Regions from separate parts of the Homo sapiens genome. Here region 2 is linked to region 1. Evidence: read pairs that join two places in POLR2A ChIA-PET (ENCODE). Cell type or tissue: HepG2. All regions are shown on one strand. Each heading gives the region's core, and the rest is flanking DNA. Links, peaks and the distances in the headings are about the cores only.

What was found. ChIA-PET counts read pairs that join two places held together with the same protein. Peaks named below come from ENCODE experiments on the same cell type or tissue, not always from the same donor. Only the 100,000 strongest peaks of a DNase experiment are listed, where the experiment ranks them.
Region 2: POLR2A ChIA-PET joins it to region 1 with 5 read pairs; 1 of 35 experiments calls an interaction of 5 or more read pairs at or near these places.

What each region holds. Positions count from the first base shown.
Region 1 is chr9:31,845,009-31,851,204 of GRCh38, forward strand. LOC105376013 (a long non-coding RNA gene) reads right to left here and starts at 4,253. Exons shown (of 3, transcript XR_929549.2): 1 at 4,085-4,253. LOC124902137 (a long non-coding RNA gene) reads left to right here and starts at 3,653. Exons shown (of 2, transcript XR_007061444.1): 1 at 3,653-3,899. In HepG2, for the core only: no CTCF peak of the experiment used is centred there; DNase peaks (open chromatin) are centred at 3,163 and 3,643; H3K4me3 peaks cover 2,611 bases.
Region 2 is chr9:32,253,232-32,259,427 of GRCh38, forward strand. No RefSeq gene overlaps it. Among named protein-coding and RNA genes, the nearest start is that of ACO1, 130 kb to the right of the region's middle. In HepG2, for the core only: no CTCF peak of the experiment used is centred there; a DNase peak (open chromatin) is centred at 3,180.

The sequences.
Region 1 (6,196 bases), core at 1,270-5,269:
GTAAGATTATTTTAATAAAGTTATCTTATAAAATAGTTACATTTTTTACACCTCGTAAAAACTAGAATACTATCCACATTATATGTTGCATTTTACAATCTTAAGCAGTATAAATGAATGTAGAAATTGCTTAATATTAATTAGCCAACATAAATACTGTTATTATCTATGATTCTTAATTGAAGACAGTCCACAGTAAAAAATAAAAAAAAATTATCTTAAGAAGTAGTGTAACTGGAGTCTACTCTCTAACCCCATGTTGTACATAGTGAAACATAAACCCCAGATTTCCATGAATTAGGGTCTTGAGCCTTTTATGGCAAATATAAATACTCTGGGGGATTCTGGTTTAAAATTTTCTAAGACCATACTTCCTGCATCAGCCTCTTCCAATTTGTCACTAAAATTCTAATGGAGCCCTGAAAAGAAGAAATTTCTTAGTAATACTAACAACAGAAATATACACCTGGTCTACTGGCCACACCAGAGAAATTTCTGCTAACCACAAAACCTTTGGAGCTCAGTTGACAACCATAATAAGGCTTCTCAATCTGAGAATTAAAAAGATGAAAAGACACTTGGCCTTTTACTAACTCCCTGTTTCCTGATTTGATAATTCTGGTTGTGTCAACCCAAACACCAAGCTAACATCTCTCTATTATGATTCCATTCCCTACCTCCCTGATGCTGTCTTTCTTCATGCATCCAACTAGAAAGTTCAACTTCCAAGGAAGAAAAAAAAATTGAAGGAAATTGAGGGATAACATATTACATTCTGGGAAGTAAAGTCCCAGCAGATAAAGCACTTTGGGAAAACATATTCAAAAAACCACTAGTAGCAATTCATGGAGGGGATCATTCTTATAAATTATTTAATGCGTTTGTTGTATCACAGAAACAGACTGTAGGAGGTGAAGAAATTCCAATCAAAATCTATCAATGCTACGCTAAATGCATTCCTGTTAGAAAGTGTAAATTATCTTGAGAGTTGTTCTCGTTATCTTGCCCTTCAGCTATTGGTATGAGAAGAAAATTATAATATTGTAATACCATAGCAAAGACAGAGTACCTGCTCAAGATAAAGTTCCAGCTTATTTATTGGTAGGCATTGGGTCTGTTTGAATCTCTTCATGTTCTAGGACAAGGATGAGTATGTAAGAAGGTAGGTAAATTGATTGATAAATAATAAATTAGATAAATAAGAAAAATGAAAGTTAACATGTACATGATTCTAAAGAGTTAAAGAAAACAAATATTAATACATCGGGAAAGAATTTGCTATAGAACAAAAGGAAATCTTTAAGCATATTCATACACCTTTGTTAGGAAGTTAGAAAACACAGCATTCAATGAAAGAGTAGCAAAAAGATGAGATAAAACTGGATTACAAGGAAACTCAAAATTTAATAACAGAATTAAAGAGTTTATTTGAAGCAAAAAAGAGTACATCAGGCAAAAATGAAATCAATCATTCAGAGGGCAAAATAGAAACAATTCTTCCATATCACTTTAGAGTGCTTGTGTTGTTTTGGTGCACAAAACTGTGACTGCACAAAATAAGGCAGAAATGTTATCAGTGATGATGAAATCATTCATGGGTTTTTTCTCTTTTTATACTGTGTTTTATTTTGTAAATATTTTGAAAACAGCCAGTGCTATTCAAATAATCAAAATAAATACACATTATAAAAAGTATGATAGCAGTGCAAACTCAGAGAGATCAATTGTCAGAACAAAACACATGGAACAGATTTTAGTACAGCTGTAAGAAAAAATTGCAAGCTAATTAAAAACTGCATAGATTTTTTAATGTTCAGAAGAAAATTAAGTTAAATTATTATCTTACCTTATACATGTAACTATATAGTAAATGAATCAACTAATTAAATGGACATAAGCCATAAAAAGCTAGAAGAAAACATATTATACTATTTGATTAATCACTCAAGATAGAATTCTAAAGCATACAGTAAAAAAGATGGCATCAAGCAAAAGGAAAAAATATATATAAATATATATTACATATATTTTAATAAAATAATATACCGTTAAAACATTGCTAAATATAGAAAATCAGAAATCATGATAAAGAATCAACAAATATTCAATCACATTTAAAATTAAAGAAAATAATATTAACATGAAATATTAGTATTCATGTATGAAATTGGCAAAAATTTAAAAATCATTTTTCAGAAATTGGGCATAAGGCTTCCTGTGGAAATGGAAAACCATCTAGATGGTGAAACCATCTAGAAAAATAAATTGGTGAAATGTATAAACAGCATTAAAAATTTCTATCATTTTGAACCAGTAATCCAACATTAAATTTTTTATACTTAAAAGATATTCAGAGGTACCCACAAAAATTTATATTTTAAATGTTTATACAACATTATTTATGATGGTAAAAAGTAAAGATAATATAAATGTCCAAGTATAAGAAAATAACTACCTGTTAGTATAGTCATATGTTGGAATCAGGTAATAATTAGAACTTAATTTTTCAAAGAATATTAGGTATAAAATTTTTATTAGGTGATATTACATGACAAAATAGCAATATAGAAACAGTATACAGATGGTCCTCCACTTACAATGAGTTTATATCTCCATTGTAAGTTGAATATACAGTTAGGTTGAAAATGCACTTAATACACTTGCCCTACAAAACATTATAAGCTCAGCCTCGCCTACGTTAAAAGTGCTTGAATATTTCCATCAGCAAAATCATCTAACACAAAGCCTGTTTTATGATTAAGTATTAAATATCTTATGTAATGTATTGAATAATGTACTGAAAGTGAAAAACAAAATGGTTGTACTGGTCCTCAAAGTACAGTTTCTACTGAATGTGTATCACTTTCTCATCACTGTAAAGGTAAAAAATTGTAAGTCAAACCATCTTAAGTTGGGGACCATCTGTGTAAAATACAGTAGTTCTTGCTTATCTGTTGTTTTACTTTTTGTGGTTTCAGTTACCCGTAGTCAACCATGGTCTGAAAATATTAAAGGAAAATTCCAAAATAAACAATTCACAATTTTAGATTGTGGATCATTCTGAGTAGCCTAATGAAATCTCATGCTGTCCCTCTCCATCCCACCCAGGACATGAATCATCCTTCTGTTCAGCATATTCATGCTGTATACACTGCCTGCACTTTGGTCACTAAGTAGCCATCTTGGATACAAGATCATGGGTCATGGTATCACATTGCTTGTCTTCAAGTAACTCTTATTTTACTTAATAATGGCCCTGAAGCAAAAGAGTAGTGATTATGACAATTCAGATATGCCAAAGAGAAGTTGTAAAGGGCTGCCTTTAAGTAAAAAGGTTGAAAGTTCTTCACTTAGTAAGCAAAGAAAACAAAATCATTTGCTGAGGTTTCTAAGATCTAAAGTAAGAATGAACTTTCTATAAAATTGTGAAAAAGAAAGAAATATGTTCTAGTTTTGCTGTCACACCTCAAAATGCAAAAGTTACAGCCACAGTGTATAATAAGTGTTTAGTTAAGATGGATAAGGCATTTAACTTGTGAGTATGAGAGAGCCAGGTACGAGTGGGTGCCCGAAAAAACTCCAGCCGGCCTGTGCACTGAGGGCAGCCTTGGGAAGCTCCTACCCTTTGCAGCGGGGAGGAGCCTGGCTCCTCCTCTTCCTGTGTGGAACCTGGGATTCAAGCCGCCAGGCAAAGTGCCCTAGCAGGGACTCTGGCTTAGTGAGAGTCTCTGTTTCCCCCTTTTCTTTCTTTCCACCCAATAAAACCGGGTCTTACTCATCATTCAAATTGTCTGCGAGCCTGAATTTTTGTGGCCGTGGGACAAAGAACCCCGTCTTTAACGGAACTAAGGAAAAGCCCTGCAACAATTTTGGCGCGCAACGTGGGGACTTGAGAAGCGGTGAGTGAAATGGAGACTCAAAACTCTCTCACTGTGGTTTCTAAACCTTTTCATCCTGGGACTTCTGAGGGTGGGGGAAACCATGCGCCTACCCCCTGTCACTCCAAAGCCTTTTCCTGGCCTTTTCCTTCCTTTTTCAAGTCAGATCTGCGAGCAACGGCTCCCCTCTACCCCCCCATCCTTACCATGGCTGGGACTTATGGCCCAAGGGTCCCACACAGCTGGCTGGCTGGCGTTTTCCACCACATCTCTGGAGACTTCCCCTTCCCCAGCCAACGGGTTTTACTCCATCAGACAGTAATTAAGCTTTTCTCCTGGTAAAGAAAACAGTTGTGTAAGAATAAGAAGTTCTTCTCTAGGCATTTTTAAACCTTTTTTTTTCCCTGTTCTCTACCCCGTCAGCAGTTAAGCTTGTTTTTTCCTTTTAGAAGCCATTTTACTAGGCCAGGCTCCGCAACTATCACTGTTTGTACTCTCTGCAAAGTTTTGGTTGTCCTAGTATGGGGTAATACATAGTAAAATTATAATATTTTGGTCTGAGACAGTATTTGAAAGCCGAGGGTGACCAGGCGCGCTGGCTTCCGCCTGTAATCCCAGCACTTTGGGAGGCCGAGGCGGGTGGATCACGAAGTCAAGAGATCGAGACCATCCTGGCCAACATGGTGAAACCCCGTCTCTACTGAAAATACAAAAATTAGCCAGGCGTGGTGGCACGGGCCTGTAGTCCCAGCTACTCAGGAGGCTGAGGCAGGAGAATCGCTTGAACCTGGGAGGCGGAGGTTGCAGTGAGCCGAGATCATGCTACTGCACTTCAGCCTGGTGACAGGGTGAGACTCCTTCTCAAAAAAAAAAAAAAAAAAAAAAAAAAAGCCCAGAGTTTAGATGGCACTTTTACTCTAATTCAGGACCTTGTAATAGACAACTCAAGGGAAAGAGTGAGGCATTTTGCTTCCTTATGAGCCTCAAGAATGATGTCCTTCTAACATTCACAGTTCCACAGTTCTGTGGGTCTGCCTCTCCATCATCAGACTGTTTTAAATGTTTGCTTCTTCTCCTTGCACATCCTCTTCCCACATCTGAATTAAACTATTCTTAGTGCCTCTTCTCCTTTCCCTTTCGCTTTGGAGAGACAATACCTTTTTTCTTCCTTGCAGCACTTTAACATCTTCTTCTAGGGTCATACCCTGTTCTTCAACTCCTTTCCCACTCTAACCCCATGAGTGTGGCCAATGACAGCACCCCATCTCCTGATCCATAGAGGCAGACACAGGTCTGAGATCTGAGCATTCATGGGACTACCGCCCTTGCTTTTTTGAGGGGTTCAAATGCCAACAAATCAATCAAAACACTTCACTGAATTTTTTCTGATTGAAGTGAATGCAGGAGAATTTCCCCACCCACCATTTCTGGGTGAGTTTGAAAATATATAAGCAATGATTCTATACTCCTGAGCTTATTCCATCTGAGAGAACACAGAGGAAGCACAGACTGCTGACAGCTTTTGGAGGCTGGAACTATTTATACCAGGGTTATCTATCTCATCTTTTTCTACAGATTATTTCCTTAGATCAGTTTTTTGTTGTTGTTGTTTTACTTAAACTAGTTTAAATTTTCAAATGAAAACTGGCCAGTATAACACACAACCTCATCACGCTTAATTCTACAAGTTATGTATGTTAACTACGACTATTCTATTTAGACATAGGGAAGTTTGAAACTCACCCCCCTAGCCCATGCTGGCAATTTTTCCAATATAAATAAACATCTCTGCTCTCTCTCTTTAGCCTAGAGAATTTTCATAACCAGAAAGAAATGTTCTTTTGGCTATAAAGTGTCTATAGGTTATAATGGCAAGAACAGTATAAATAATAAGACAACGTATATTTATTTTCAACAGTAGTAATCAGAAGATTTAATATACATTTCTAACACTTTGAAGGATAAATTATAATAAAATGGCTAGGGATAATATAGATGACGCATATAAATCTAGTGAATAAACTGCATTAAATATTATACATTGCAAAAAGATTTGCAAAGCAACTTCTTTTCTAGTGCCCATGGATGACTTATAAAAATTGATTGTGTATCAGAGAAGAGAGAAATCCTCAGTAATTACTCCAAAGCAGGTTTTAAATACTGAGGTTTATGCAATAAATAACTTTATTTATGAAATATAAAAATATTCAATCATTTGTATTTTTTGAATCACTATCCTATATAACTCTTTGTTCTAAAAGAAATCAAAAGGGCAATTCTTCGCATTAGGATAAGGGTAATAGTACACAACAAAATCT
Region 2 (6,196 bases), core at 1,346-5,345, 410 kb after region 1:
CCCATCTCTACTAAAAATACCAAAAAAAATTAGCCGGGCATGGTGGCGGGCGCCTGTAATCCCAGCTACTCGGGAGGCTGAGGCAGGAGAATGCCGTGAACCCAGGAGGTGGAGCTTGCAGTGAGCCGAGATGGCGCCACTGCACTCCGGCCTGGGCGACAGGGCGAGACTCCGTCTCAAAAAAAAAGAAAGAAAGAAAGCTGGAATAGTAGAAGTGGGAATAGCATTATTACTCTTTGAAAAAAATGTGGATAAAAGAGGAAGACAACAAAAAGGGGATTCAGGGTCCCACACAGGACTTTTTTAAGGACAAAGACCCATGAACATATTGATTTACTGCAAGAAATAATAAAGACAGTGGAAAGACAGCAATAAGGATATGAGTAAGAGAGAATGACTAAAAAGGAAGATCATGCTGGATTTAAGGAGAAGGGGTATCATTCCTCCTTTGTCTGGAACTGGAGCAAAAGTTGGAGGAGATAGTTGCGTATAGGCATACGTATTAAGGTACAGGGAACCAGCACACATCCAGTGACCTAAATGAGGTAAAAGGTAAAGTAGCTGTTGGAACTAAGGAGTGTGCAGGTTGACCACACAGACCAAGGGAAGTGGCAGAGATTGGGAACAGGAAAAGATGCTGACCAAGGAGAGTCCCCTGCGTGTGAGAAGAAGAGAAGCCAATTATCACATGAATCACAAGCTGGGTTTTTTCTGGGTGTCAGAGAAGGAACATGAGTAACTTATTTTCTGTGCCAAAATGATTTCCAGTAATTGTTCACAGAATGAGATGATGGACACTGATACTCTATGGTTGATCTTTCACTTTAAGTACAAGTATACACACCACCTACTCCCCAGCATATTAACATCAACTGTCATCATCATGAATTTGCACCTGCTGCTAAGCCTCATCTCATCTCCACCACTATCAGCCTTCTGTTCTCAAAAATAGTTAGAGGTACATTTGGCAATTTCTTTCTCTTTCTTCCCAACAAAGTTTTGTAGTTTCTTCTGTTCCTAATTTGCCACTTGCAACTCCCCTGGCGTCTCTACAGTTTCTGAAATAATACAGTATCTTCACAATATTAGTATATTCCTTACACTAAAAATATTCCATCCATATTTGCATGTTTGATTATCATACAATAGGCAGATAGTTAAAGGTTGGAGATCCAATTCTAGCCAAGATATTTTTAAGCAGCAAAGGTTTTTTAGATACAGCCCCCAAATTACAAATTATAAATGATAAAAATTGATAAATGTGACTACATCAAAATTCAAAACTCTTGTACTACAAAAGACAATGTCAGAAAAAAAGACAAGCCTCAGGTGTGGAGAAAAAATTGAAATATGTGTGGCAAAAGATAATTTTTTCAAGAAATGGTACAAGAACAATTGGATATCCCTATGCAAAAAAAATGCTCTTAGAACTGTACTTCATATATTAAAAAATTAACTCAAAATGAATTATACTTGATCTTAGCCAAAAGGCCAAAAAGCAATTCAAAATGGATCATATATCTCAATGCAAAGCCCAAAAATTATAAAACTTTTAAAAAGTAAATAAGAAAAAAAAATCCTGGAGACCTTGGGTTAATCAAAGATTTCTTAGATACAACACCAAAAGCATAATCAATGAAAGAACAAAATGATAAATTTGTCTTCAAATTTAAAACTTCTACTATTAAAAGACACTCCTAAGAGAATGAAAAGGCAAGTCATTAACTGGAAGGAAATTTTTGTAAAACATATACCTGATAAAGACTTGCATCTAGCATATGTGAAGAACTGTCAAAACCAAACAATAAGCAAACAAACAGACCAGTTTTTAAAATGGGCAAAAGAATGAACACAAAATTTACCAGAGAAAACATATAGATGGCAAATAAGCATACGGAAGCGTGTCCAACGTCATTACTCATTGAAGAAATGCAAGTTAAAATCAGATATGACCACATACCTATTAGGATGGCTAAAACTAAAAACACTGACCGTATCAAGCATTGCAGAGAATGTGGAGGAACTGGAACTCTCAATCCTGTTGGTAGGAATGCAAAATGGTATGGCTACATTGGGAAATAGTTATATTGTTTCTTAAAAAACTAAATATATACCTACTATATGATCTAGCCATTCTGTTCTTTGGTATTTACCCAAAAGAAATGAAAGAATATATCCACACACACACACACACACACACACAAAAAAAAAAAAAAAACTTGTATAAGAATGTTCATAGAAGCTTTATTTATGATAAGCAAAACTGTGAAGCAACTCTAATGTCCATCAGCAGGTGAATAAATAAATTGTGGCATATCCCTTTAATGGAATATTACTTACCAATGAAAAGGAATAAATTATTGTTACATGCAACAATATTGATGGATCTCAAAATATGCTGAGTGAAAGAAGTGAGCCAATATAGGGTACATACTGCATGATTCCACTTCCATAAAATTCTGGAAAATGTAATCTAATTTACAGTGGCAGAAAGGAAATCCATAGTTTCAGCAAGTTAGCAGGTTATGGAGAAACAGAAGAGATAGACTACAAAGGAGCATGAAGAAAATTTTGGGCTTGATGGGTATGTTCATTTTCTTAATTGCAGTAATGACTTCACAAGTATATACATACGTCAAAACTTATCAAATTGCCTACTTTAAATATGTGTTTATTATATGTTGATATCTCAAAGTTGTTTAGAAATGTCACTGCTACCTGTGCTTTCTTCATAGAAAAGCATAAACAATATAATGAACATCTGTGTGTTAACAACCCAGCTTAAAAATAAATTATTAAAAATATATTTAAAGCTCCCCAAATATACCTTTTGCACTAGGTAGAGGATCTCACTTCATCTTTAGTGAGGAGGACCTGCAGAGATCACAGAATCTCACATTTCCCTTTTGCAAATGTGTACAACAAATAATACCTAGTTCTCATTGCAGAGTAAGAGTCCAGTCATTTCCCACAAATTCTTTTGCCATCTTCACATGATGTCAAGCTCAAGAACTTTCTCTAGGTGGTGGCAAATAGAGAGCCCCTTTATCTAACCACACAGACCTCATCTCAATTCAAAAGAAACATGTTTGGATTCGCTCCAGCACTGCATAGCTAGGGTATTGCTCTGCTCCATGAGCGGCAGATGGGGCAGGATGACTCTGGGCAAACTCAGGTGCATGAATGGCTCTTTTTACTTCCTAGCTGACTGACAAAGGTGGAACAGACCCTCCACTTGTGCTTTATCACTCTCGGCTGTCCATCTTTTCGTGCATTATATATTCTCTGTCGGAAATGACAATGTTTCTGCTGGAAAAGAAAAAAGGAGTTCAGCCTGTCAGCAGTGTAGTGGGAAGTAAAAGCATTTCACAAGTTCCGATCTTATCTTAGCAACTGCTTTTCTAAATATTTTGCAATAGTACAGTAAGAAAGCTCTTTTTCAACAATAATAGAAGAAAGGCCTTTTTCTAAAATGTTATAACCCAAAAACATCAAAGAGTTAATGTCAGGCTGAAATGGGAAGAATATACTCTGCCTTAAAATTAATCTTTAGGAGTAAAATAAGTAGATTCCTTTTTTTTTTTTTTTTTTTTTTTTTTTTGAGACAGAGTCTCGCTCTGTCCCCCAGGCTGGATTGCAGTGGGGCGATCTTGACTCACTGCAAGCTCCACCTCCCAGGTTCACGCCCTTCTCCTGCCTCAGCCTCTCAAGTAGCTGGGACTACAGGCGCCGGCCACCACGCCTGGCTAATTTTTTGTATTTTTAGTAGAGACGGGATTTCACCGTGTTAGACAGGATGGTCTCAATCTCCTGACCTTGTGATCCGCCCACCTTGGCCTCCCAAAGTGCTGGGATTACAGGCATGAGCCATCATGCCCGGCCATAACCAAGTAGATTTCTAAGCAATTATGCCTATTACAGAAAATTTCAGCATGTGGAACTCTCTGGGGCCTCAGAGACCACCATGATCAAGACCCTCACTTTACAATGAAGGAACTGAGGCATGATTGCTTTATTGTCTTCTATTTCGAAAGCATTCTAAATCTCTAGACGGTCACCAGCATATGCCTTTTCAAAACTTTCCAACTATAGAACAGTAAGGTTTCAAGAAAGAAATGGTGGGTGGCTCTCCTTCAATGGAACTAAAGTAAACAATCTATAAAAGCTAAGTAAGTTTTATTCCACTAAGGAACAAACGAACGACTGCTTCTGATCTAAGTTTTTCCAGTTTTCCTGAAATTGATGCAAGAAAAAGAGATCAGTTGCCTACTCTTCTGCCATTTCACAACTTGCACAACACACATGGCCCCATAATCAAGCAACAGATTAATCACGGCTCATGGCATAGCCCTGAATCTCCTCACTTCCATAGGCCAGAAAAGCTGACAGGCATGTTGGTTATGAGGGTCTAATGGGATCAACTGTTAGCAAGATAAACAACCTCTTTATCAACACTGCCATAAAAGTAATCTTCCAACGGTAAATGTGTGATCATGCCTCTCCTTAAAATTCCTTCATAGTTCCCCAGGCCCTCGGTGTAAAGTTTAATTTTCTCTGTTTCTCTTTACAAAGCCCTTCATAACCTGTATCCTTTTTTAATAGCCTTATTGAGGTATAACTAATATACAAAAAAGGTGCATATTTAATATGTATAATTCAATGAATTTGGATGTAAGCATATATCCATGACACCATCACCACAATCATAACAAACATCCATCACTTCCAGAGGTTTCCTTGTGTCCCCATGGGTTTTTTGTTTGTTTTTTGGTTTTGTTGTGTTTGTTCTGTTTTGTGGTAAGAACACTTAACACGAGATTTACCCTCTTAACAAACTTTTAAGTACACATACCATATTATTAACTGTAGGCACTATGTTGTACAGCAGATCTCTAGAACTTACTATGCTTGTGTAACTGTAACTTTATATTCATTGAACCTATCTCTTACTTATCTAAGATCCTTTTCTGTCTTCACTACTATGAGCACCACCATCACCACTCTTCATTCTACCCCTGCACCCTGCATCCCAGACAAATATTTGAAATTCTCCAATCAGGCCTTGTTCACACTTTCAAGGCTAGCTCATCTGGCATTCTCTTCCTTGAATGTGCCTCTCCTCTTCCACCATCCTAAGTCTACCTTGGTAAATGCTCATCTGCAGTCAGCTTCCAGTAGGGTGCACAGCGATCCCCATCTCCTTGTATTCATACCCTTGTGTAATCCCTTCCCTTGTGTGTAAGCTAAGCTTAGTGACCTGCTTCTAATGAACGAACTATGGCAAAAGTGATGAGGTGCCACTTTAGAGATTAGATCACAAAAGACCATGCCTCTGGTCTTGCTCACACTCACTCTCTGCCTCTTCTTCCTTGCTCACTGGGGTGAAGCAAGCTGCCATGTTGTGAGCTGCTCTAAGCAGAAGCCCAAGTGGCCAGAAACTGAGAGAAGCCCCAACTGCCAGCAAGTAACTGAGGCCTTCAGTCCAAAAGCATATGAGGAACCGAATCTTACCAACAACAATGAGTGAGTTTGGGAGCAAATCTCTCCCTGGTCAAGTAGTCAAGATAACTGCAGCCCAGCTGACATGTTAATTGCAGCCTCCCAAAAAACTAAGCAAGAACCACCCACCTACCCCATACCCAGACCCCTGACCCAGTGAAACTATAATAAATTTTGTTGATTGAAGCTACAAAGTCTGGGGAGTAATTTGTTTCCCAGCAATAGATAATTAATATGTTATCTCTTGACACTCAATTAACTAGTATCTGCCAGCCTAGAAAAAATTAACTCCTCTCTTCTTTATAACTAACCATGCCCTGTACTCCTGCCTCTGTCATAGAATTGTCACGCATGTGCTTCTTTGCAGCTTTGTCTCTCCCATTCTACTTGAAGATCTTTGAAATTGGAACATGTCTTTTAAAATTTGTATCCCAAGATCCTAGCACAAAGCATGTTTGTGAATTGATGAATGGAAGTGAATTAAATTATAACTTATTCTCAAAATTGAAATTTTTAAAAGACTGACAAGTCAAATTTGCTTTCTTACAAGTACAGGGAAATATGCTGGGAATTACCAGAATAGCATAAAACCCTCCCTCTTAGAGGTCTCTTTTTTATTCAGAGACAACCCTTTACTGACCATATCATTATCCAGTGTGGTGACTGTTTAAGATGACTCTTCCTGGGTTGGGCGAAA